Regions from separate parts of the Homo sapiens genome. Here regions 1 and 2 are each linked to region 3. The links are chromatin loops, found by intact Hi-C in ENCODE. Cell type or tissue: PC-3. All regions are shown on one strand. Region 1 overlaps LINC01122 (long intergenic non-protein coding RNA 1122). Region 2 holds the start of VRK2 (VRK serine/threonine kinase 2). Region 3 has its middle 290 kb from the start of VRK2.

Region 1 (8,000 bases), 810 kb before region 3:
AGAAGCATTATACACACTACGGTGCAAAGTATTTTTGTTTAAACAAGTTATAAAAATTAAAGTACTAATTGGACTAACAAAAAAAAACCAAAAATAGGGCACAGTTATAGATATTGCAGAACTGATCTATTTGGAAAGAGACTATTCAACTTGGGGTCTCTCATTTCATTTAGGGAAGAAATGCAAATGGAAACCTATATGAAGCAGGTATGGCAACTAGAACATTGACTCAACTAGTCTGAAAGCAGTGTTTTTGAGCTCTGCCAAGAGGACTGCCATTATCACCTCAACAGAAATAATTTCATTCTCAAGTCTAACATTTAAATGATATAAGATTCCAATTTAATTAGGACAACAATGTGAAGCCAGCTCAAATAAAAAGCAAGAACAGTTTTCTAATGGATTTAAATTGGGAGCTTGTGACAGACTATGACAGATGACATATTTACTTTTCGTGGGAGCTAAACGAATACCTCAGATAAAATGTGAACTAAAAACACAGCAAATTTGGAATTAATTAATCCATTGACAACATTTTTTTTGAAAAACACTTTCTCTTATAAAGAAAAATAGATCTGTAAAGCCGAACAGTTAGTTAAAATTGTAACATTTAATACATTATTGGAGCTTAGTAACAAGTTGGGAATTTCACCTTTCTTCAGAAATTGAAGATGCTCTAATCAGAATTAGCCAGGTGTACACAGAGGTCAAACATCATGCTAAAGTTTCACTAAATAGCTTCTATCTGGCCTCTGATCACAAATGCTTCAGATCCCAGGCTTTGACATCTCAATGACTTCAGTATTATGGCTAGGCAGCTGCCACTTACTTCATTTTCAATGTATCCAGCTTTTGCATGCCTCGACTAGGGGCCTTTTGGCAAAATGTTTAATCAAGTCATCATCTAGCATTTTTGTCTTCCTTATCATGGCCTTCGTTTCCTTAAGAAATAGAAAATTCAAATATGACTGTAGAAACTGAGTGGAAAATGAGAATGTAAGTGTACACATGCTTGAAGACATCACGGTGAACTAATGACTAATTACTGTGCAATTGAATACTAATGGAGAGATTCATGAAATCAACATGAACAGGAAATGAACTCAATATGACCAATGGTTCTACAATTAAAATCAAATAAATGCGTAGTAATAGAAAGAACTTAAAAGATATTACTACAACCAGATAATTATTCTTCAGGTTACACTATACTAAAAAATAAACACAATGCTAGGTAGAGGTATCTAGCTTGATATCTTTTGAAAAGTTAATGTGCATCTGAAATGTGAATTATAGTATTGTAATTATCTTCAAATTAAAGTACATAAAACTAGTTCAATAGCAAGTCACTTATTAAAGCAAATCAGATCAACATGAATTTCAGGAAGGAAACTTGAGAGGTTACTTTCTAGGACCGTTTAATTAATTAATTGTCGCTCTGAATATTTAACTCTTTGAGTCTTAGCAGTCCAGTCAGAAAATTTTCAATAGAAAGCAAGTTTAGGGATTGAGAAGAAACACCAAACAAACAGACACATTTTAAAAGCATTAACCTTTAATGCATAAAGAGCTAGTAGCAATGTATAAGGATTGATTAATAAATTTTACAACCACTTTTTTAAAAAATTGCACGTACGTTTCCTTTAGTTCTATTTCATTTACTTTCTTTTCCACAACCCAATGGGCTGAGTAAGGCAGATTGAAATAAACTGCAATATTTTCTCTTGAAATATCTACTCACTTATCAGCTGTGGATCTAATCAAGGACCTAATAAGTCCATAATGGTACATTTGCTTCCCAGGAGAAACCACTGTTTCTCGTCATTCCAGAAAACACCCCCTTGCAAGGTGCAACCAAGAGCCACAGATTCACTGTAACAGTCTAATAATTTGATTGGGAGCCCTAAGGCAGGGATAACTTAAATTACAATTAGAGAGCCCTCACACTGGTGCTAACATCTGTGTACTGAACCACTGTATACTGATTAAAGGTTTTTAAAAGAGAACTAAGTACTTTCCACATTAGAGATGAGTCTAATTCTAATGTCCCTCGTCCTTGGTATGTAATACTTCAACATTCCCTGCTGAGCTTCCTGCTTGTGAGTCCAAAGTATGCACATCCTGGATAATAACTGTCTTGGAAATGTCCAATAAATTGCTCAGGTGTAAATGGGTGGAAGGGCAGAGCCCTGGGAAGAGAAAGAAAGCACTGTTCATTTCATCACTCTTCCTGTGCCTATTTTCCCCGAGTTTGTAGCTGCATAGTTGAGGTGTTTTTGTTTTTGTTTTTCCATTAAAAGAGTGATTCGGCCGGGCGCGGTGGCTCACGCCTGTAATCCCAGCACTTTGGGAGGCCGAGACGGGCGGATCACGAGGTCAGGAGATCGAGACCATCCTGGCTAACACGGTGAAACCCCGTCTCTACTAAAAAAATACAAAAATTTAGCCGGGCATGGTGGCGCGCGCCTGTAGTTCCAGCTACACGGGAGGCTGAGGCAGGAGAATGGCGTGAACCCGGGAGGCGGAGCTTGCAGTGAGTCGAGATCGCGCCACTGCACTCCAGCCTGGGCGACAGAGCGAAACTCCGTCTCAAAAAAAAAAAAAAAAAAAAAAAAAAAGAGTGATTCTAAGTAGAGGGTCAGAACTCAGAGAAATTGCCATGGGGGCACCAATTAATGAAAGTTAAAATGAACGAGGACACACACACTGCATCCCTCAGTGTCCTCCCTGCCTTGTTATTAAATGAATCGTGCATGCAAGGAGAACAGAGTTAGAAGAAAGCAAAGCCAGGAGCTCTCCCCCCATGCCCTAACCACTTCTTTCCTTCCCCCTCCACTCATTAGGGCCTTTTTCAAGCACATGGCTGCTGCAGATGTCCCTGAGAGAACATTTTGTTTCCCCCCTGCATCCAGGCTCAAACACCTGGGCTCTGACATGACGTCCAGTGGAGGCTATTTTCTTTCTCCTTTTTTAAACTTTCCTTTTATTTGGTTTGCATACAAGGCTAATAATGAGGTTTAAAAAACTATACACAATCAGTATACAATTACACTCATCGGGAGCCTGACATGTAATTTCTGATAAACCCATATAACTATGAACAGCAAAAGGAACCACAGAGCGCACACAATGTGTGGGGTCATCAGAACACAATGCCAACACAATCTCTGCGTCATGTCTTGTTGCATAGTATTAATCAGTGCAAACATTGTTTGGGAAATGAGAGGGGAGAGAAAGAGCAGTTTCCCAGCTGCTAGTGCTTTGCCATCAAATCTGATAGTCAGTTCCATGGAATATAAGAAACTTCAGTAATAAAGCTTAGGACCAAATAATGACTCTTGAAGACAGACTACTTAAATTATTCAAAATGAAATCAAATAATAACTCCTTATATATAATCCCAACTCTCCTGATAATTTCACATCAGACATTTCTTTAGCAACTTGTGTATTTTCATAAATTTAGAAAACGTATTTGCATCTTTAACAGGCCACAATTGGCGGGTACTGAACATCCACATTATCCAAATGATCAGTGTTACTGGTTAGTTAATTGCTACAATTTTGATTTATTTCAAATTTTTTATTTCTATATGTTGAAACATAATTATTTTTCTGTTGATTGTTATAGGTAAAGGACACAATAAGGTTTCATTAAGAAAGAATTATCCAGGACCACAAGATGACAGGCTGGGTCACTAGGGAGCACAATGCAATACTATTGTCAATACTATCGATATGTCTTAGGAAAAGTCAGTCTGGGAAATGCAGAAATGTCACAAGCTTTGTTTTACCTTCATTTTAATAGAGCATAGCATGACCTATATGGGAGGGGTTGACTACTTCAATTAGGTTTATGCTATTTTCAATAGGACTTCCAATCAGTGCATTTAGCTGGAAAGCAATTCCTGGCTTTATTATTACTGTTGTCATCCTTAAAATGCATTCTATTTATTTTTTTAATTTACCAGGAGGGGCAAAGGGAAGATGGGAGCAATAAAGAAAAAGGAGCCAGTAACATGCCCTCAGGGACCAATAGCAAAAGGAGAAGAATCATAGGGGAAGAGAGATAGGAGATGAAAATGAAAGACGTATCTTATTAAACCATCATAATTAAGAAGTAATAGGTATTCATAAAGAGACCCATGCCCAAAGGCCTGAAGATGTCTACAGTAGCAAGGGCCAATGTTTTCTAATAAGTAATAATTAACAAATAATCCACAATAAAAAGCAAATGGGACCCCACAAGAATGAGAAGGCAGAAATCTGCCTTCTTACAATTCCCCCCCGCCCTTCATAGTTTAGTGTGAACAGACCTAAACTGAAACACTAAAGAAAAGGAAAATTGGTGACCTCTTTTCAACAACAAGTAAATTCTGACACACACAGAAGTAAAAAGCATTTGATAACAGAGCACCTCATTCTCATCACCTGTAGCTTAAATACGGGATGGTGCCAGCTCTGAACCCTGAGATTACAAAGGCTGCCAGAGATCCAAGGGAATCGGGGCCTGATGATGAAACTGACCCCACATTATTTATTTCGGCACAAGACAGGAATTAATTGGATGGATTTTCCCTTAGCTCCTGCACTTTTTAAGTTAGCTGGACCTAAGACAAGGCTGAAGGGAAGGAGGAATACATTTGGTCCTTGGACACCCCCTAGTGTCTGTACTAGCACAAAAACCACTCGCAGGTATATCCCTTCCTTTCCTGCTATCCGGAACATGAGGGCCAAGATTGGCTCCTCAAGGCGGAAGTCCCAAGACTGCAGCCTCGACGGAAATCTACTTTCCCCTCAGGTCAGGAGGCCAAGTGTCAGACTCCTAACCCCTTTTGGATACTTTCTAGAATTTCTGTTTGCCAGTAACTTCGTGTCAATGTGTTGTAGTTTGTCTCAAGAAAATGTGAAAAATTATAGGTGGAGCCAGGAGGGGCCTATAATTTGCTTCAAGAAAAGAAAAAACAAAAAACCAGATGAATTTCAGTCAATACACTAGATGCAAAATGAAAAAGGGAAATGGAAGAAAAATCTGTTTCGGAGAATATATGGTAGTTTGTCTTCTATAGATAACTTGTGAGTGTTTGAATAAGCATTGTGATGTATTTATGTTTACCCATGTGATTGGATGTGAATACTGAATAAAGTCTGGGAAGACTGCTTGCCACTTCTCTCAGTCAGCGGTTCTTTGAGCAATATTCCATTTGTGTAATGAAGATATAATTTAAAAGTGGCTTAGAAAAGCTTTAGTGTAAGCGCCTTTGAAAGTTCCCATACAAATTATATGTGACTTCCTTTCCATCTAGGTAAATAAATTGTGTGTGTGCATAGGTGTGTGTCCCAGGATATCTGTGGACTAGGCTTCTGTGTTAAAATATTACTAAAATTATGAAGTATTACAATGAGTTTTATCCACTGTCATCTCAAAAGTATAAATGTCTCAGAATGTCATTACTATGTTTGGCTGTTGTAATTACCCAAATCTGCCCCAATACTGACCACAGTTCTAAGGAAACCATCATATATAGTTTTTTGTAGCATAACGCTTTTGCTCAACTGTTTTCAGGAAGCGGTCCATCATTCTATTAAATTTTGCAGCATATATTATGGCAATATAAACTACTTTTTCTTGCTGCATCTGAGAGGGTTGTACTGGAATTTATGCAAGGTCTGACCTTCACAGAATCATACAACTTTAGAGGCCAAGGGTCCTGAGAGACCACCTAATTCACATTCTTATTTAAGGAATGCATTGTTCAAAGTGATTTCATGACTTCCTCAGAGCCATGTGGCCAAGCTGCCAAAGAAGTTCTGCACCCAGCCCGTTTTGGGTCACTGATGTTTCTAAGCATAAAATTCTTTAAGAGGAGCCTGATAGACATGAATATGTCATCTGTGGCTAGACATGGGAAGCCTGACTGTAATATGGGCACCCTCCAAGTTAGGGACACATCTTCTGAAAGGAGAGGGTGTCCCAGGCAGCTCCTACAGTCCCCGGGAAAAGTGTGACTGTGGACCCAAGGGCTCTTCTGTCGTTGATTTTTCATCCATGACTCATACATGAGGCTTACACTGTAGAAAGAGAGGAAAGAAACTACAGAAGAAATGTCAGAAGCATCTTGCACACACACACCCTCCCCGCCCCGCCCCACCACCACCACCACCGCACCCCAAGTGTGTGAATGAAACTGTTTTGTTCCTTCCTCGGCAGGAAATGCTACTGTTTTAAATACCAAACAAAGATAGTGCTTGCTTCTGGTTACAGCCCACACAAAATAAACTTACTTTTAAAAAGAAATCTTGGCATATGGTAACAAAACCTATATAATTCTCTTGATCTTTAATCTCTATGCCAATGTCTGTTTTACAGATTATGGCCTCAGCCCCTGACAAATCTGCTTAGTGAATTTTTGGCTGACAAATCTGGCAACACAAACGCTGTCTGAAATACATTCAAAAGGCTAAACATTTTCATAATAGCTACTTTACATAGCCTAGTAGGTTTCCCTTTAGGACACTAATTAGTTTTTTTTTAAAGTGACAGTGTTAATTTTTATGATTACACACAGAACTGAGATTTTTATTTAATACACTAGGCCTTTTTTTAATGCTTTTCAAGGGGATCAACCACTTTGCCAACAGACGGGTGTTACAGCAGGGGTGATTATAGTAATTTTTCATGTAATTGGGAGTCACCATTTGGTTGCTATCTTTCACATGCTTGTTGACTCATCATATAATCCTTTATAATGGGGGTTTGTTTTATGTCACAGGAACGTGCCAAGCAGCCGGGAAATAACAAACAGAGGAACCCCCCAGCTGGTGGGGACCACAAGGGTTTTTAACATCTGCCCGGTTCTTTAGACTGCACAAAATTTTTATTTAATAGCAGTGACCAAACACTGAGAGAAGGGTTTTGGAGGATTTGGGAAGAATCTGTGTTTTCTCTCAAGAGAAGATGTCTTTTAAAAACAGACTCTATTACATACTGCAGAGAGCACAGTTTTTAAAAGATAAGAAGGTGTAAGCAGTCATTAGAAATATCAGAGTCCCTTTGCCCCTTCCCCTACAGTCAAGAATTTAAGCCAAAAACAAATGCAGCATGTTGTCCCACGGGTTCACTTATCACAATTTCACTTTTCATCTTATCTTTTGAATCCCATCAGTTAGCATAGTGCTTTAATGGAACAAATATATGACCAGAGGTTGCATGCCAATATTAGATGCTGCACAGAGGTCAAAGCTGGAAATTGAGACTCCTCAGTTCTTAGCCCAGCTCTATCATCTTGGGAGAGTCCTGTGAACATAATTAGGGCTCAAATTCCCTTCACATTAAAAGCAAAGAGGAACACTACTATGATTCCTGAGTTTCCCTAAGAAAAAAGTAAAAATAAATAACAGAGTAAGTCTGAAAATATTTCTTGAGTTAAAACACTAAATACTAGGCCTTACAGTTTGACTTGAGATGATAGTTTCTATTAACACTTTGCCATCTGTGAACCAGTAAGGTTGGCAAAGCCATCTATAATGTACATTCTATCTGACGGAGTGCATATTTCCTTTGGAATTTTCCAAGAGTATTGGAACAAAGTTGCTCATTTTTATGAAAAGTATCTGATGAAAGTCTTGTTATTTGTTTATAACAGGTTCAAAGGAATGACTTATTTCAACTTATTAGGAATTGCTTTTTATTCCATTTAAGACCATGACCACTGACAGCCACGCTGTCTAAAGACAACAGCTGAAGTTAGATCAACTGGATCCAACTCTAGAATATTGACTTGATGAAGAACTTAAATTTGCTTTTTAATTTAATTATCTAAATACTATTTCATAATGGAAGCACAACATTAAATATGTCAGATTTTACTTAGTTCCTAAGATCTGAGATAAAGGTAGTTTGCCTAAATAACCATGTGATACAAACTAGCCATAATATGAATTAACCCTAAGTTATCTTCAACAAATCCTATACAGTTATATGTTATATTTTTAAATAAG
Region 2 (8,000 bases), 290 kb before region 3:
CTCCTAGAAAATTTTAAACTACATATGTAACTTGTATTACATTTCTATTGAACAGTGTTGACTATGTCATTCAATCTAGCACTTAATAACCATAGTATTTTTTCAAGCAATTTCAAGCAAGTTCAAACCCTTTAAATGGGTCCTTTACTTGACTCATACAATTTTTTGTGCTGATCTTGTCTTTCCAACTAGAATAGACACTTAAGTATTTAATAAGCAGATATTTATTGACCAAACTTCATTCATTCATTCATTCAAAACTACAATCTTAATTTTATCAGAAGAGGATCTTTTATATTTCAGGATCCATGAAGCATGTTTTTCTGGAAATATGTGATGAGAACCCAAGATTCCCTCAACGGAGGTATTTTATCAACTCCTTAATCTCCTATAGAAATAGATGTGATCTCAAGTCTCAAGTGAGTACATTTAGGAGAATTTATCCTTGAGGGTATATTTTTAAAAATCACTACTATTTTCCTTATTTTATTAATCAATCTTTTAATGGATATCCCCTCCTCATTCCAACTCAATGATCCATTAAAGTTCAGTGTAATTTTTAAATGCTTAAATGCAATGTAAAGGCCTATCCAGCCCATGGTTCCTTACCTGTACCACAGATCACAGAAAATAATTTTGAGTGTTTATTTTTTCAATTATCCCAAGAATGGCACATCCCTAGGGACCACTCTAGATGCACGAGAGAGAAGTTAATTCATTTCACAGAATAGATGCCTTAAGTTTTATCTATGAATTCTCCAGTAGAGCCCAATTAAGAAATGACTAGACTCTTGTATTGCCTAAATATTGATTAAGATTCACAAACAGAAAGTGTTTTTATCTATACAGTTGTGGTTTCTCATCTGAAAAAAGCATGTTTCTAAGAAAACAAGCTCTCAAAAAAAAAGAAAGTTAGCATTTTGTCTGGCAGATTGTATAATTATGCTCTAAAAAGACTTCTAAGATTTACTCAGAAAAACATGGACAACAAGGAGTGGGTCAGTGATGTCTTGAACCTAGACACTGTACTCTATTATTACTTAATCGAGTACAATCATGAATTTTAATAAAGTACACATATGAATTCCATATTTCCATTCTTAAAATACCACTAAGTAATCACGGTTACAGTCACAGATATAAGAATAATTGTTAATTTAAGGTTTTACTTTACCTAAATATATCAATCCAAATCCTCCAGAGCCAATCTTCTTGCCCAGTACCCACTGATTGCCTTCCATATCATCCAGAACCTTGCCTTCTGGAAATGGAATAGGAAGTTTGTATTTTTCATTTCTTTTTGGTGGCATCACTTCTGTTGGCAGAAGGGGTGAGATAAATGGGTAAAAAGAAAAACAAACAAACAAAACTCTTAAAATACACTTCCCAAAATGTCTTCAATAGGGAACTTTCCCAGGTTCCCAGAAATTAGGATTCTAAAGTTAATTCAGTTTGGAAAAGCCCACACATTATATTCAAATTAGAAATTCACATACATTACAATACTGAGATCTAAGAGGTATAGATATTTTAAAAAAACAGAAGCAAACTAACCAAATTTCATCCAAAATTCATTTCGGGGTTCTATAGCACATATTAACAGTGCAGGACACACCTTAAGAAACACGAAATTAACAATTTCCAATGAAGAAAGAAAATAAATTTCATGTACATGGAAATATTGCTGTCACTGAGAATGTAAAATGTTAAAAGTGAGAAGGTCTTCAGTCACTAGAAAAGAACACAGGATTGGATTGGGAAGACACAGACAATGGCAATGGACATCTCACCACCGTGATACTAGGTACTCAGTAAACATTTGTTAAATGAGCCAGGGATTTTCACGGATATGTAACTTAGCAGAATACTAGGCCATCAGTTCTCGGGCTGCCAAAATATTCTCAGCATTTTGTCTTCTTACCCTCTTTCTCAGTTTATCACAGTGAAAACAGTCCTGCCTTAGAGATTACAACTGTGCCACCAACAACAAAAGCATAATCTCCACAGCACAGCCATGCAACTTTAATCAACTAATTATAATTGTACATAGGTTAGCAAATTTCTCAATGGGAAATTCTGAGTTAAAAGAGAAAATTTCTTAGGGGAAAATACATATGCCAGCATACATGCCTGAAAATAATTTAAATGTGAAGGTAACCATGATCCTCTAAGTATTTAAAACTATTAAGAGTTTCTGACATGAAAGTTAATTAAAAACGTATATACGTAAATGTAAAGTTTTCTTAATATAATCTTCCTAGCTTCCATAAAAGAAAGTATCTGTTTTTCCTTTAACGGGTTTTTCCTCCTTCACTTAACTGCTTTTTTACTTAGCAGTATTGTCCCAGGTAGAGTCGCTGCGTGTATCTTTAACAATATTCACCTTCCTCCTGATAGGCACACAAGGGCTGGGAATTTGGATGGTGAACTATGCCTAGAGCATTGATTGTATCATAAAGCAGGAAAAGTTTTTGTGGAGGTTTCCCTTGACCAGTACATTATATAGGCTGGTGCCTATTACAGATTTACTGATTTAAAACTTAAAGTCTCCAAAGTGTAAACTACTGATTAAGGAATAAATTCTAAATAATTATAAAAAAGATAAATACACTTTGGGGCAAGGCAGCGGCCTCAGGGCTTGAGGCGGTAAGGGAGACTCTACGAAATGTACATCCTGGGGGCGAGTCCCGAGTTCATCTGCCAAGGGAAACGACAGCCTCTCAGGGCCCGTCCCTGTCAGGGGTGTCCCTTCGGCTTCTGGGTACCTTCCCAGGGCTAAGATGAGTCCTCAACACGAGTTTCCGAGCAAACTGGTACCCAGGGGTTAACATGTGCCTGGGCTGACCTCCAACCCCGCCGCGGCCCCTGACCCTGCGGAAGGTAACGAGAAGCAGCGCGGCCCAGCCGCCTGGTCCGTCCGCCCTTAGCACGCCGGGGACCTACGGCCAACCCCGCGCCCCAACTTCCCGCCACAAGTTCTCTCTGCACCGGCAAAAAGAGAAACTCCACCCACTTTTCCGCTAACACGTCGGACCCGCTTTTGGCAAACGTGAGTAGAAGGGGACGCCTTGTTCTCACTCCCAGCGGGGAAAAAAGAACCAAACGCGGAAGCAGCGACTCTGCCCGGGCCGGAGCTGAGGCCCGGGGGCTGGGACGGCCCGGAGTCCCCGGCATCTAACTCCGACGGCAGCCCTTTTCCGAGCGGGGCCGCGGCTCCGGCACTGCAAGCGGAGGTGCCGCCCGCCACCCAAGACCCCAGAGCAAGAGACTGACCGGGCCTCAGGATCCCCCGTCGCCGGGCCGCGCGCACCGCCTCCTACCTGCCGCTGCGACGAGGCGGAGCCCCCGGGCCTACAGTCCCGCGGGGAGGCGGGCCCAGCACTCGAGCCTGCCCTCCCTAGGACCTGCCTAACTTCTCTCCAGCTGCGTCGGCCTCGCAGTGCAGCGGCCCGCGGAGCCTCACACAGGCCGCAGCCGGTTCCTTTCAGCGGCCTGTCCACGCCCCGGAGACGCCCAGGGGAAGGAGAGGGCGCGGCTACATGGGGAATGGGAGCTGTGTTACTACCTCCACCCTGGCCCGCCAGCGTCTGGACGAAGAACCGCCGCCAGACCAGTTTGGTACGAAATAAGCACGACATGCATTTGTGTAGGAGTGTTAGATCTCCTGTACCACAACCTGAGTACTACGAGCTTCCAAATGGCTAGTCCTTACCGAGCTCTCGCCGAGCAACTAACTATTGGTACTAGCGAAGACTCCAGTTAGGAGGGCCTGTATGTAACTCACCGCGTTTAAGTTCTCAAAGGCATATTGGTTCAGGACCTATTTCTGCCATTAATCGTAGGATAATTTAACACCGTAATTAACAAACTTCAGGTTTTTTTGTCTGTGAAATGGAAATAACCCTTGTTGTTAGATTATAAGGTTATTGGTTATAAGATTATGACAATAAGGTGAGGACTTTATTAAGCAGTTTTCTAATACATAAAGACTCATAGTGGCCAGGTGCGGTGGCTCACGCCTGTACTCCCAGCACGTTGGGAGGCCGAGGCGGGTGGATCATCTGAGGTCAGGAGTTTGAGACCAGCCTGGCCAACATGGTGAAACCCTATCTCTACTAAAAATACAAAAAATTAGCCAGGCGTGGTGGCGGACGCCTGTAATCCCAGCTACTCGGCAGGCTGAGGTAGGAGAAGCGCTTGAACCCAGGAAGCAGAGATTGCAGTGAGCAGAGAGCGCGCCACTGCACCCCAGCCTGGGCAGCAAGAGGGAAACTCAGTCTCGAAGGAAAGAAAAAAAAGACTCATAGTAAGCTTATATTTTAGACTAAACCAAACAAATGCTTAGACAAAGATTATTAATACGTCAGCATTCTACATAGTAACCACCAATAATTGGTTGGGATACAAATACTGAAAGGAAAATTAGAGCCCTTTAATGACTTTGATAGAATAAGGAATTGGGGCTCCCTACATCTTTCAGACTGTCACCAAAATGAAAGATGGCATGAGAAGACGTTTCTAAAAACAAACAAAAAAGTATTTTTAAAGAAACAGTCCATAGAATAATTGTGCCCTTAGTCATTCACTGGTCCAACAGTGTCCTTTCTTATTTTCTTAAGATATTTATATAACAGATGCATAATTACAGATATTTATGTAACAGATGCATAATAATCCTAATATCCATATTGGGTACTCTTTCCTCCTTTCCAAATTTGTTTAGCTTTCCACCACTTCCCCGGCTCCCTTTTGAGAAGAAACAACTCCAGTAGCAACCACAGCAGATTACTTGTAGGTGGTTCCTCTCCCTACAGGCATGTATCCAGTGTTAGTAAATCCTGTTGGCTCAACCTTCAAAATACATCCAGCATCTATCACTTAGCACCCTTACCTGCATTCTGGCCCAAACCATATTTTTTCTCTAGGTAATTGTATTACCCTCCTAAATGTTTTATACCCTCTTATCCCTTTAGTCTGTTCACAGCAAGCAGCCACATGATCCTTAACGCTTAAATAATTACTGAGCTTAAAACAATTCAGTGTTATTCCAATTTACTCACAATTAGCCAGTCTTCGCTATGACTTTAAACAGCATTTCTCAACCTGGGCACTATTGACAGTCAGCCTGGATAATTCTTTGTTGGGGGTTTGGGAGAAGGAGGAGGATTGAGAGATAGGCTGTCCTGTGCATTGTAGGATATTTAGCAGTATCCCTGGTCTCCTCAGCACTCCCTCCCACACAAGTTAACAACCAAAATATCCCCCAACATGACGAAATTTTGCCAAAATTGCCAGTCGTTGAAAAGAACACTGATCTACCTATTATGCACTCCCACTCCCCAATGTCCTATTACTCTCTTCAACCACAGTGGCCTGCTGTTCTCAAGAACTTTTCGCATTTACTGCCACCTGGACCACTCTCCAACCTGGTATCCGTATAGACTGCTCCATCACTTCCTTCAGGTCTTTATTTAAAAGTCAGTTCAGTGAGACCTTTCCTAAACATCCTATCTGAAATTTCAGCTCACCCACAATATTTCGTAGCCTCTTTCCCTGTATTTTTCCCAGTACCTACTGCTATACAGCAATATATTATACAGTTTATTATTTATTTTGACAAAAGACAATCTTTTTCAGTAAATTGTATGTTTCATGAGGTCAGGCAACATTTTTGCCTGTTTTCGTCACTACTGTATCCCCAACCCCTAGAAAGGATATGGGCAACCATTTCCTTCTTCAATGAATAAATGAACCATGCTGGCCCCATTCCAATTCCCATGATTGGTTTAGACAGTACAAAATAAGCATGTGCTGAGTCTAGGTAACGAGGTGAAAAGAAGTTTGCTGGACACATTCTTGGAAGAGATAGTCTCTGATGTGATGGTTAAAATGGCTGCAGTCATCGTGTGACCACAAAGATGGGAAAAAGTACTAATCTAAAGCCCCAGGAATGGCAGAATATTCAACAAATGTTAGAACAGCTAGACATCCATATATACAAAAAAAAGAAGAAAGAAAGAAACCTCAACCCTTAATTCACACCCCATGTAAAAATTTACTTGAAACTGATCATACAGCTAAATCTAAATACAAGATCTAAATCTCAAACTTTTTAGAGAAAACCTAGCAGAAACTCTATATAATCTTTAAATGTGTGCACTTATAAAGTATAAAAAATTTAAAAGCTGGAAACCTAAAAGAAGAAATTGACAATTTAACTTCATCAAAATGAAAAACTTTTGCTTTTCAAAAAATACTAATAAGTTACCAAGGATTTGGAACAACTTGGAACTCTCTTATATTGCTGTTGATGGTACAGCCACTCTGGAAAACAGTTTGGCAGGTTCTTATAGTGTCAAACATATAATTAACATACAACCCAGCATTCGCATATTTACCCAAGATAAATCTAAACCTGTATCCACACAAAGACTTGTAGGGGAATCTTTAGAGCAGCTTCATATGTGATAGCCAAAACTGGAAATAAATTTCCATCAACTGGTGAATGAATAAGCAAATTATACTATATCTACTATACAATGAACTATCACTCAGCAATAAAAAGGAGCAAAGCACCAATACAGTCAACAAGCTGGATGAATATCAAAAACACAATGCTATGTAAAAGAAGACACAAAGGAGTATATATAATATAATAATTTATTCGAAATCGAAGAGCTGGGATTGACTGCAAGGAGCTGAAACGTTGCAAATGTTAAATTTCTTTACTGTGGTAATAGATACATTATTATACATTTGTCAAAATTCCTCTAGTTATACACTTAAAATTGAATTATATATAAATTATGCCTTAATAAAATCGATTTAAAAGAATGGCAAAAGAGAAAGATAGGAAGATCCTGAGTCTTTGAGGCCATTATTGAACTACTAATTCAACTAATCCTGAACCACCATATTTTCATATTCATCCATGAAGTGTTAAGTGTTCTTATGATTTAAACCACTTAGCATTGGTTTTTATATTTCTTGCAGCCAAAATCTTCCTAACAGTAAAATAAAGTTTCAAGTTTCATAAGTGCCAATGATTTTTAAATGTTAATAAATTTGTACTAAATAAAAATGGCAACAGGAGCAGGTAAACCTATATTGAGAATATGTGTTTTTTTTAAGTGTTGGGATTTAATGCAGAATTTTATGATTCAGAGCATATTGCTGTGTGTATGTTTCAAGATGAAAACTGACAGAATATAGAAATACAAATTTTGGAACTAGTGAAAGAACATCTTCTGAATGAACATGATGAGAAACAAGAAAGAAAAGAGAATCTAGACATGAAAGCAGTGAAGTGTGAGTCATCAGAAAAAAAATATGGGGAAAACTAGGTTTTCAAACAAAGCTATTTTGATAGATCTTACAGGCTATGAATGATTCACCACAAATACACGCACACAAAAGGACTTTCTTGGCTGTATGCCAACTTGTAGGTATGGCATGCGTTCTGCTTTTCAAAGAACTGGGTGCTATAAAATGCTTACACTGGTTAAAAAGAAAAAGAAAAACCCAACCATTTAGTAAGCATACTTTACAAGGCCAAGATCATTTCAAATCAATTAAAATGTTAAAGATGATGCATAGACAAAACATTCAGAAAAAGCCAATTTTTGTTATTTAAAGTGAGATAAGGAGATCATATCAGTGAACGTGTTTTGCCTGCCAAAGAAGAGCTAGTATTTTTGTTCTGTAAAAATCAGGAGGCCATTTGCACTCATAAACTTACAATCTCTAAACAGCTAAGCAGTTCCTGACATAGAAATTTTGAAATTAATAATTTTGAAAATAATAGAATTCAGGTAAATGGAATTCCAAGCCCATTAGATAAACAATCAGACCAAGTATCTATGTCCTCTGCATTCTTTACATATAAGATCATTACAAAGTATAAACTTAATCATCCAAATGACATAATTCTTCATTGTCTATATAAATGAAGAATTAGAATATTAAAAATAATTTAAAATGTCATATCAATATGTCATGTA
Region 3 (8,000 bases):
GCCAGCAATCTTTTCTTTCAGTGAGATCAATGGAGGAGCTGGGAGGTGGAGGGTAGACCATTTGCAGCGAGTGAGCCACATCATTATCTTATGCTTTCCTTCCAACAACTTTTAGATAGATAACCAGGGCCCCACTGCTGGGCTTGTTTTAGAGGCATAGAGAAAGGCTCAACTCCTGTTCTTGATTTCCTTCTCTTACATTCTTGACTATTCCTTCTTTATGCTGCCCCTTCATCCTCTTCCTCTATGAAGGCTTTTCATATCTGTAACATAAAAAGGATTAACTCACTCTCGTTTTAAACAAAGAAACAAAAACATCATCCTATTCTTCAACAGCGTCCTTCTTTTTTTCCCCCAATATTCCCAATACAACCAGCCCTGTGCCTCCATTGCCCTTTACAGCCAAGTGTCAGGAGAGGGGGCCTCAGTCGCTGTGTGAAGATTTCCCTTGCATTCCCTCCTTGAATTTCTCAGTCCCATTGTGAATTCTCTTCAGTGCTGGCACTGAGATCCATCTCCTGCTTCTTCCAGCTCTCTCTTCCATCTTGGACAGCTACTCTCACCTTTTCAGGGAGCTCAATCTAATTTGAGGCTTCTTCCTCCAAAACTGCATTTCTGTCCCAGCCTCTCTTATACAAAATCTTACACAACTTACACACATATACACACACACCAATTTCCAATATATTCAAGTTAGCTTCCTGTTAAAAATGGATTACCAACTTTCCTTAATGACATGATGATCAACCTTGTTGCTCAGGCCAGATTTCTGGGTCAAGTCTGGGAATCTCATCAGCTTTCATCATGTTCATTCTTCAACAACACGTGTTTTGTTAATGTTATCCACTCAAATTCTGTCAATTACAATTTTGTTTTTAAAATTCAAATGTATTTCCTCGTTTCATCCTCACAGGCCTATGTTATTATAAAGTCTTATCTTGCTTGCATTACTGCAAAAGTGTTCTAACTGGTATCTTTGCTTCTAATTTCCCTTCTTTCCAAATATCTATACTCCTGCCAGAGTGGTAGTGGTGTTTCTAACACTTACCTGCTTAAAACCCACTTATTTTTTTCTTACCACCTTTCAGTGGAAAATCTGAAGTCTTTAATACCTAACAAGAGGAACTTTTTGATTTGTTTTAGCCTCTTTCCAACTCTTTCTCCTCATTTCCCTTGCATATTACCCTGTAACTGCAAGGAACCACCTGAAGTTCTTAGGATATTTTCAGTCATCTGGTATCCTTGCTTGAAATGTCCCTAAACTGGGTTAATAAGTGTCTTTCCCGAATTCATGTATATTAGGCACCTCAGAATGTTACCTCATTAGGAAGTAAGTCTTTTTAAAATTGCACATATTTAAGGAGTGCAACAGGATATTTTGATACACATAGTGGAATGATTATCACAGTCAAGCAAATGAACATATCCATCACCTCAAATAATTCCTTTTTTGTGTGTGTAAGGTAAACTACCTAAAATCTCTCTTAGCAAGTTTACAGCACGAAATACAAGATTATTAACTCTAGTCCTTATCCTATCCATTAGATCTCTAGACTTCTCCGACATCATTGCAACTTTGTACCCTTTGAGCTACTTCTCCCACTTTCTTCTTGCTCTTTGCTTCTGGTAACCACCCATTCTGTTCTTCTCTCTGTTTCTATGTACTCAACTTAAAAAAAAATTCCACATGTGATATCATGTAGTATTTGTCTTTCTGTGTTTGAATTATTTCACTTAGCGTAATGTCCTCCAGGTTCATCGATGTTGTTGCAAATGGCATCCTTTTCTTTTTAAAGGCTAAATAATATTCCATTGTGTATATGCATGTGTGTGTTTACATTCATACATATATAGGTCTCACAGTTTATCCAGTCATTCATTGAACACTTTGCAGCTGTAATTAGTTAATAGGAAATCATGCTGGATTAGGGTGGGCCCTAAATGCAGTATCACTGGTGCCTTATAAGAAAAGGAAAAGAGACACAGAGACCCTGACACACAGGGGAGAAGGCCAAGTGAAGGCAGATGCAGAGACTGGAGTAAGGTATGCACAAGCTGAGGAATGCCAAGGATCACCAGCAACTACCAGAAGCTAGGAGAGACGCGTGCGGTAGATTCTCTCAGAGCCTGGAGAAAGAGCCAACTCTGCCAACACTTTGATTTCAGACATACAACCTCCAGAACTGTGAAATAATAAATTGTTTTTGTTTAAAGCCAACCAGTATGTGGTGATTTTTAAAGGCAGCCCTAGGACACTAAGTTACCCTCCCCCAATTTTCTCCGAATTCAAAAAGACTTCAGGGGTAGGGCGTGGTGGCTTACGCCTATAATCCCAGCACTTTGGGAGGCCGAGGCGGGCGGACTGCCTGAGCTCAGGAGTTCATGACCAACCTGGGCAACATGGTGAAACCCCGTTTCTACTGAAACACAAAAAATGAGTTGTGCGTGGTGGCATGCGCCTATAGTCCCAGCTACTTGGGAGGCCGAGGCAGGAGAATTGCTTGAACCTGGGAGGTGGAGGTTGCAGCGAGCCGAGATCATGCCACTGCACTCCAGCCTGGGTGACAGAGTGAGAATCCATCTCAAAAAATAATAATAATAAAATAAATAAATAAGAGCCTTCAGGACCTCCCACAGGTCAGGGTGGGGACAAGCTTCTGGGCACCATGTGCTTCTCTGTTCTATTGCCATGTGAAAGCCACCAGCCAGTGAGATACTTGAGGGCAACACATGATCCTTAGCACTCTGCCTGCAGTGTCCAGTGCAGTCCCTGGCATGTAATGGGATGGTTTTTTGTCAGTTAATTGCATCCGTGAAATGTCCTTTTAATCCTAGTATTTTGTTTTGCTGCATTTTGTCTTTAATGGCAGACGTAACTGAGGTATCCAGTGTGTCCTTAATTTTAACTTTCCTTTTGAGAGGCCCTAATGAATAGCTGGCTGTTCTTTAGGGATGAAGTGCTGCAGTCAATTGAAAATCCAGTGTGGCGGTTGGTTACTATTTCAGCAGAGATGAGTTTTTCCAGTTCAGTAGCTGGCTTTGTGGCAGGGGCATGGAAGAGGTGTAAATGTGTAGAGTGGACTGGGCCCCAGTCCACTAGAACTTGTGGACATACAGGAGCTTTCTGTTCTGAGTGAGTGAGAATAGTGGCCACTTTAGGGCAGAAGAAACTTATTTTCATGGCTGAGGCTTCTACACCAAAGATTGATTAATGAGATACAAGCATACAAACTTGCTTAATATAAGTTTTGTGTGACATGGGAGCCTTCATAAGGAAAATGCCCAGAGAAACAGGTAAACTTGTAAATTTGTATGCTTAGGTTTGATGAAGAGTGAACAGTTATGAGGAAGTATGCAAAGACGAAGGGAATGTGATCTAATGGCAATAAACTGGGGGGAGCTTAGCAAGGCCTGTTTGCTCTGATCCTTCTTTGTGTCCCTCTGTCTCCAGGAATAAGAATGTTCCTTTCCTCCAGATCAAGGGAGGATACTTTTGGAATTAGGTTCTTATGCTCTGCTTCAGAGAAGTGTGGGAGAAGGTTAGAGAGCAACCTTCCTAGGCTTTATGACCTGCTCTAAGGGAGAAAGGTGAGAAGAAAGTAAGGGCGACTGTCCTGCTTCTTGTTTTTCAAATGCCAAGGTGCCATATTTGGGAGAAGCATATCCTGAACCCATCACAGGTACATGATTACCTGGAATAAGTTCCTGGGAGTTGGGTACCTTCCTTCTTTCGGTGGTTTCATATCTATGGCCACCTTCCACTCCCCAAACACTCCCTACCCTTCCTCCTTTTCCCCCTATACACATACAGAACATTGATCTGCTTCTTCTGAATGTTCCTCAAATATGCCAGTTTTTTTTGTTACCATAACTGACTAATTTTTGCTGAGTGTCATTTCATTCTTCTCTTATGTATAAGTAAAAGATAAGAGATGAACATTTTATTTTCTCTGTTACTAAGTCCATTCCCTTTTGATTCATCACAAGGCAAAATGAATCTCAAAAATCTTAATGAAGTTGGTAGTTCCAGTGCACATTAAGAGAAAATTATCTTACAGAAAAAATACACATCAACTATTTGGTTAACTGATGAGAAACTAAAGGCCAAGTTTGGAAATTGTTCAAGTTTTCTATGAATATTCATAAATAATTAACTTGCATCTCAATTTAGAACCTAACAACAGTTCATTTCAATTTTTAAAAAATATCCGAGTTAATTATATGCTGAGGTCTCCTTGCTGGGTCCTCTCTCCTAGTGGCAATTGAATAACTGCAGTTGGTGACAATAACCCTGTGTTTCTGTGGCGTTCACCACATTGCGGTGTAGCTGGAGGAAGATACATAATGAAACTCTTTGAAGGACAGCTGGCTTCCTAAGGGGTGCTCTCTCCCTTTCCCTACTCCCAATCTTTTCCTATGGGGGTAAATTCCTTTTGTTCACACTTTTTACTGAAAGTGAAAAAAAAAAGTGTGCAAAATAAGAGGCAAGAAGAAAATAACCTGCCCTAAAGTAAATACATGGTGAAAAACGAGATAGGTTTATCCTGTTGGAATTTTCCATGCCTTCAGAAGCAGATGCTTAGTCCTGTGAGGGATGCAGAGATTGCAAGCCTCCCAGGGTAAAAAAATAAAAAGAAAAAGAAGAAAAAGAAAAAAATTCAGGAAGAACTCAGTCTAATCGGACGAAGGGACCCCTGTACTTTGTGAAAGAAGGCTGCATAGAAGAATCAGAGCCCTGGGCTCTCAGAGGGAGGCCATTCGGGGACTGCCCCTTTTGTCTCCTCGCCTTGTATGGGCTGGAGGATGGAAAAATTGTGGACAAAAGGCCCGAGGAGGGCGGAGGGTCGGGTCTGAACTCTCGAGGCACAGCTCTCAGCGTTATTCACCATGCCACGTTTCCGCCAAATGGTCCTGTCCAGTTCCCAGCCCGGGCCGGGTGCCGACGGCGGGGTAACACTGCCATCTAGTGGCCATCTCTCCCCTGCCAGCTGGCTCTCAGTGCCCTCTTGCTGGCTCGGTCGTTCCCTCACTCCCCCTCTCTCCCTTTCTCTCTTGCTCTCTCTCCTACGCCCCTCTCTCTCTTTCTAAAAAAGGTTTTTTATCCCATCAAGGAAAAAAAAAAAAAACCTGGCTCTTGGAAAACAACCAACTCTCTTGGAACTCAGAGATAATAATCAGTTTCTCTGGGCTTGTGAAATTGGCTCATTAAGCGTGCTTTTTAACAGAAAATATTGGAAGCGATTAAGTCTGCTTTACTGAGTGGGCATGAAATGGCCAACCTTCGGCCACCCACAGCTCCTAGGTGCCTGGCGCCGTTTTATGCATGCAGCGTAATGTCTTTACTTGAAGTGCTGTTTATTCATCACCTGCTTATTTATCTCTTTGCATTTGGCAGGCACATCGATCAATGTTAAACTGTCACACAAGGTTATTTTTCTTTTACATAACAGTATAGGCCTAAGGTAGTGGCATATTAAAAGTAATAACTTTCTAACTTGTAGCTCAAGATGACAGCCCCATTTTTACCCGAATATATTACAGCAAGGAATTCCTCATTCCGTTCTCCCTCCCCCTCCCTCTACTTCACTAGTACGCAGCTCTTCCAAGGTCAAAGGCTTCATTCTGTCTAGCCTCCCTCCCACTTTGCATACCACTCAGCTTCCTCTTCACCTCCAGTTATCTCCACCTTTTAGGCTGATCCGCCCACAGAGAACATTCTGTGCACCTGGTGTACACATCTTGCTTGTCCCTCTTTATGATGGCATTTACCCCTTTGCATAAAGATGTGGGGGCCAGCAGATCTCTGGAAAAGAAGTAAAAAACGACTGCATATGATAGTGAGAATCGTGATGGTCTCATTTCCATCTCCACAGACATCTCACTAAATGTAATAGTATATTTGGCTTTAGAGTTATAATAAGCAACAACAACCACAGACCCTATGAAAAGAATCGAAGGAGAAACATCTGAAAGCAACGGTATTGCTCTGAAGCAACTGGTGTGATTTGAGGCTGTTGAGTCCACTTATTTTCTTCCTCCTTTCTTTGGTTTTAGGTTAATTTGTGCCCAGTTTGTGATACTTCCTTTCTTGGCAATAGGCCAAGAAAATTTTCTTAGTGCAAACAGGTTTTCTTTTTCTTTTTCTTTTTTTTCCCTCTCCAGTCCAGCCTAAAAATGCCTACAGATGGGATAGCAAATCTTTTTAGTATCACATTTCAAAGTGGCCCTTAGAATTTCTTCCTGTCCTTGATCTCTCCTTTTGAATTTCAAGTCAGACTTAGATTCTGTTGCTAAATATGTTTCGGACAGTGGTTCTCAGATACAATGCTTTGATAATCTTGTGTACACAGCAATTAAGTGTCTTAGCATAGCAGACCTTGTTGTGGTACAACTATTCTTGTGACCTAAGGTACCACATCCATTCTGATAGTCTGTCTCTGTGCGCACCAAAATAACTCATCTAGAAAGCAGGAGGAGGGAAGTGTAAGTGGTTAAACAAATGTGGTCCAGTAGACTACTGAAGTACCTGCTTTGGAGGCTCACAAGCTTGGCATTGAATCTGGCCCACCTTTTGGATTTGCTTATGCATTCCTATGCATAGAAAGATGGTGGAATACTGATCTATGGTGATGTATTTTATCATGGGTAGCACAGCCCCAGAAAAAAAGCATGTCCATTAAAAAAATGCAGCCCGGCCTGTGTCTATGCTCCTACGATCAATATTTGCATTAAAATGGCTTAAATGTATGTGGCGCAGAAGCTGTCCATTCTTTCAACCTGACCTGCTGCATTGATTAGGGCTAGTGCTAGAGGGAGAAAGAGCAAATCAGGCAAGGAAAAGAATTAAAAGGAAAGATAGAAGAAAATGAAAGCTGTCGCTATGAGTCCTGTAGGAGATATACTTTAAGCCAATCATGGATGCCATCTTTACTCAGCAGCCCACTCTGCAGGAGAATGCACCCTCTCCGTATCTCTCATAGGGCTATTTTGTCTTTTAAAAACCAACAAAAGGATTTCTGGTTGTCTCTAAGACTGGGCAACTCAGCAGCTTGTGATTAAGAACTCAATGTTTCCAGACAGCTCTCTGGATTTAGCTACTTTTCTTACTTGTGTGTGTGTGTGTGTGTGTGTGTGTGTGTATGTGTGCTTCAGCAGTCCATATGTGTGAGCTATACTTTGTTGGGCTAAAAATCTCTTTAAAAAGAATTATAACCACCACTTATTAATTGATCATTTTGTACCACATATTGCTAAGTGCTTTGCAGGGATTGATTGATTGATGGTAGCTATGTGGTATCAATACATTGATTCTTTAAAGCTGCTTTATATACTGGTCATTCTGATCCCATGTTTAGTTGGCATCCAAGGATAGATTTGTAACTAGTCCTAAATCAAACCATCAGTAAAGGGCAGTAGTTCTTCAAATCTGGATCTCTGATTCCACAGCCCAGACTCTTAACCATCATGCTGGGTAATGTTCATTGTGGATGTCTTATCAAAGTAGACATCACATTTAACACTGTTTATGAAGAGATATAATGCCCACTTTATAATATTGGAACCCACTGTCATATCACCATAGACACTTTCAATTATTTGGTGCACAAAATATTTTCAGTGGAAACATGGATGGAAATTATCTCCAAGAAAAGGCCAATGAATAATAAGAGCAGAGATACAAGGTGTTAGTACTTTGTTTACCTTCTGTTGTGGCAAAGAAATAACCCATATATATCTTGCTTGTTGAGGTGAAGCAATCTCCAGAAATATGGAAGTTTCTGAAGGGAACCGCTTCAGGGTGCTCATTCAGGGGTTGACTGGACTGGATATGAGGACTATAATATATGTGTCCAGACACATAGTAATAGGCACTAAATGAATACTTGTTCATATAATATTCAAGACATATGTGTTAAGTAATTGCTGTTGAAACCAGTGCTGGATAAGCTATTTCATAATATCTAAAAACTGATTCCATAGTTAAGGATAAAAGCAGACAT

Evidence for each region. Peaks named below come from ENCODE experiments on the same cell type or tissue, not always from the same donor. Only the 100,000 strongest peaks of a DNase experiment are listed, where the experiment ranks them.
Region 1: it touches region 3 in a loop (12-fold over the local background); 6 of 110 quality-filtered maps call a loop at or near these places.
Region 2: it touches region 3 in a loop (5-fold over the local background); 4 of 110 quality-filtered maps call a loop at or near these places.

Annotation. Positions count from the first base shown.
Region 1 is chr2:58,568,094-58,576,093 of GRCh38, reverse strand. All of the region lies in intron 1 of LINC01122 (long intergenic non-protein coding RNA 1122), which reads right to left. Among named protein-coding and RNA genes, the nearest start is that of LINC01122, 51 kb to the right of the region's middle. RefSeq lists an enhancer at 2,622-3,500. In PC-3, a CTCF peak has its summit at 4,667 (motif pointing left); DNase peaks (open chromatin) are centred at 4,673 and 6,053; H3K27ac peaks cover 257 bases.
Region 2 is chr2:58,042,142-58,050,141 of GRCh38, reverse strand. VRK2 (VRK serine/threonine kinase 2) reads right to left here and starts at 3,336. Exons shown (of 13, transcript NM_006296.7): 1 at 3,274-3,336; 2 at 1,175-1,315. The coding sequence starts at 1,310. It overlaps LOC107984043 (formin-2-like), which reads left to right and starts at 2,909. Exons shown (of 3, transcript NR_171623.1): 1 at 2,909-3,618. RefSeq lists a silencer at 3,084-3,353 and enhancers at 2,957-3,512, 3,504-3,623, 3,513-4,068. In PC-3, no CTCF peak of the experiment used is centred here; DNase peaks (open chromatin) are centred at 3,041, 3,481 and 7,421; H3K4me3 peaks cover 4,751 bases; H3K27ac peaks cover 3,978 bases.
Region 3 is chr2:57,756,975-57,764,974 of GRCh38, reverse strand. It overlaps the pseudogene ACTG1P22. Among named protein-coding and RNA genes, the nearest start is that of VRK2, 290 kb to the left of the region's middle. RefSeq lists a silencer at 3,315-3,515 and an enhancer at 4,787-5,081. In PC-3, a CTCF peak has its summit at 4,980 (motif pointing left); a DNase peak (open chromatin) is centred at 4,904; H3K4me3 peaks cover 511 bases; H3K27ac peaks cover 588 bases.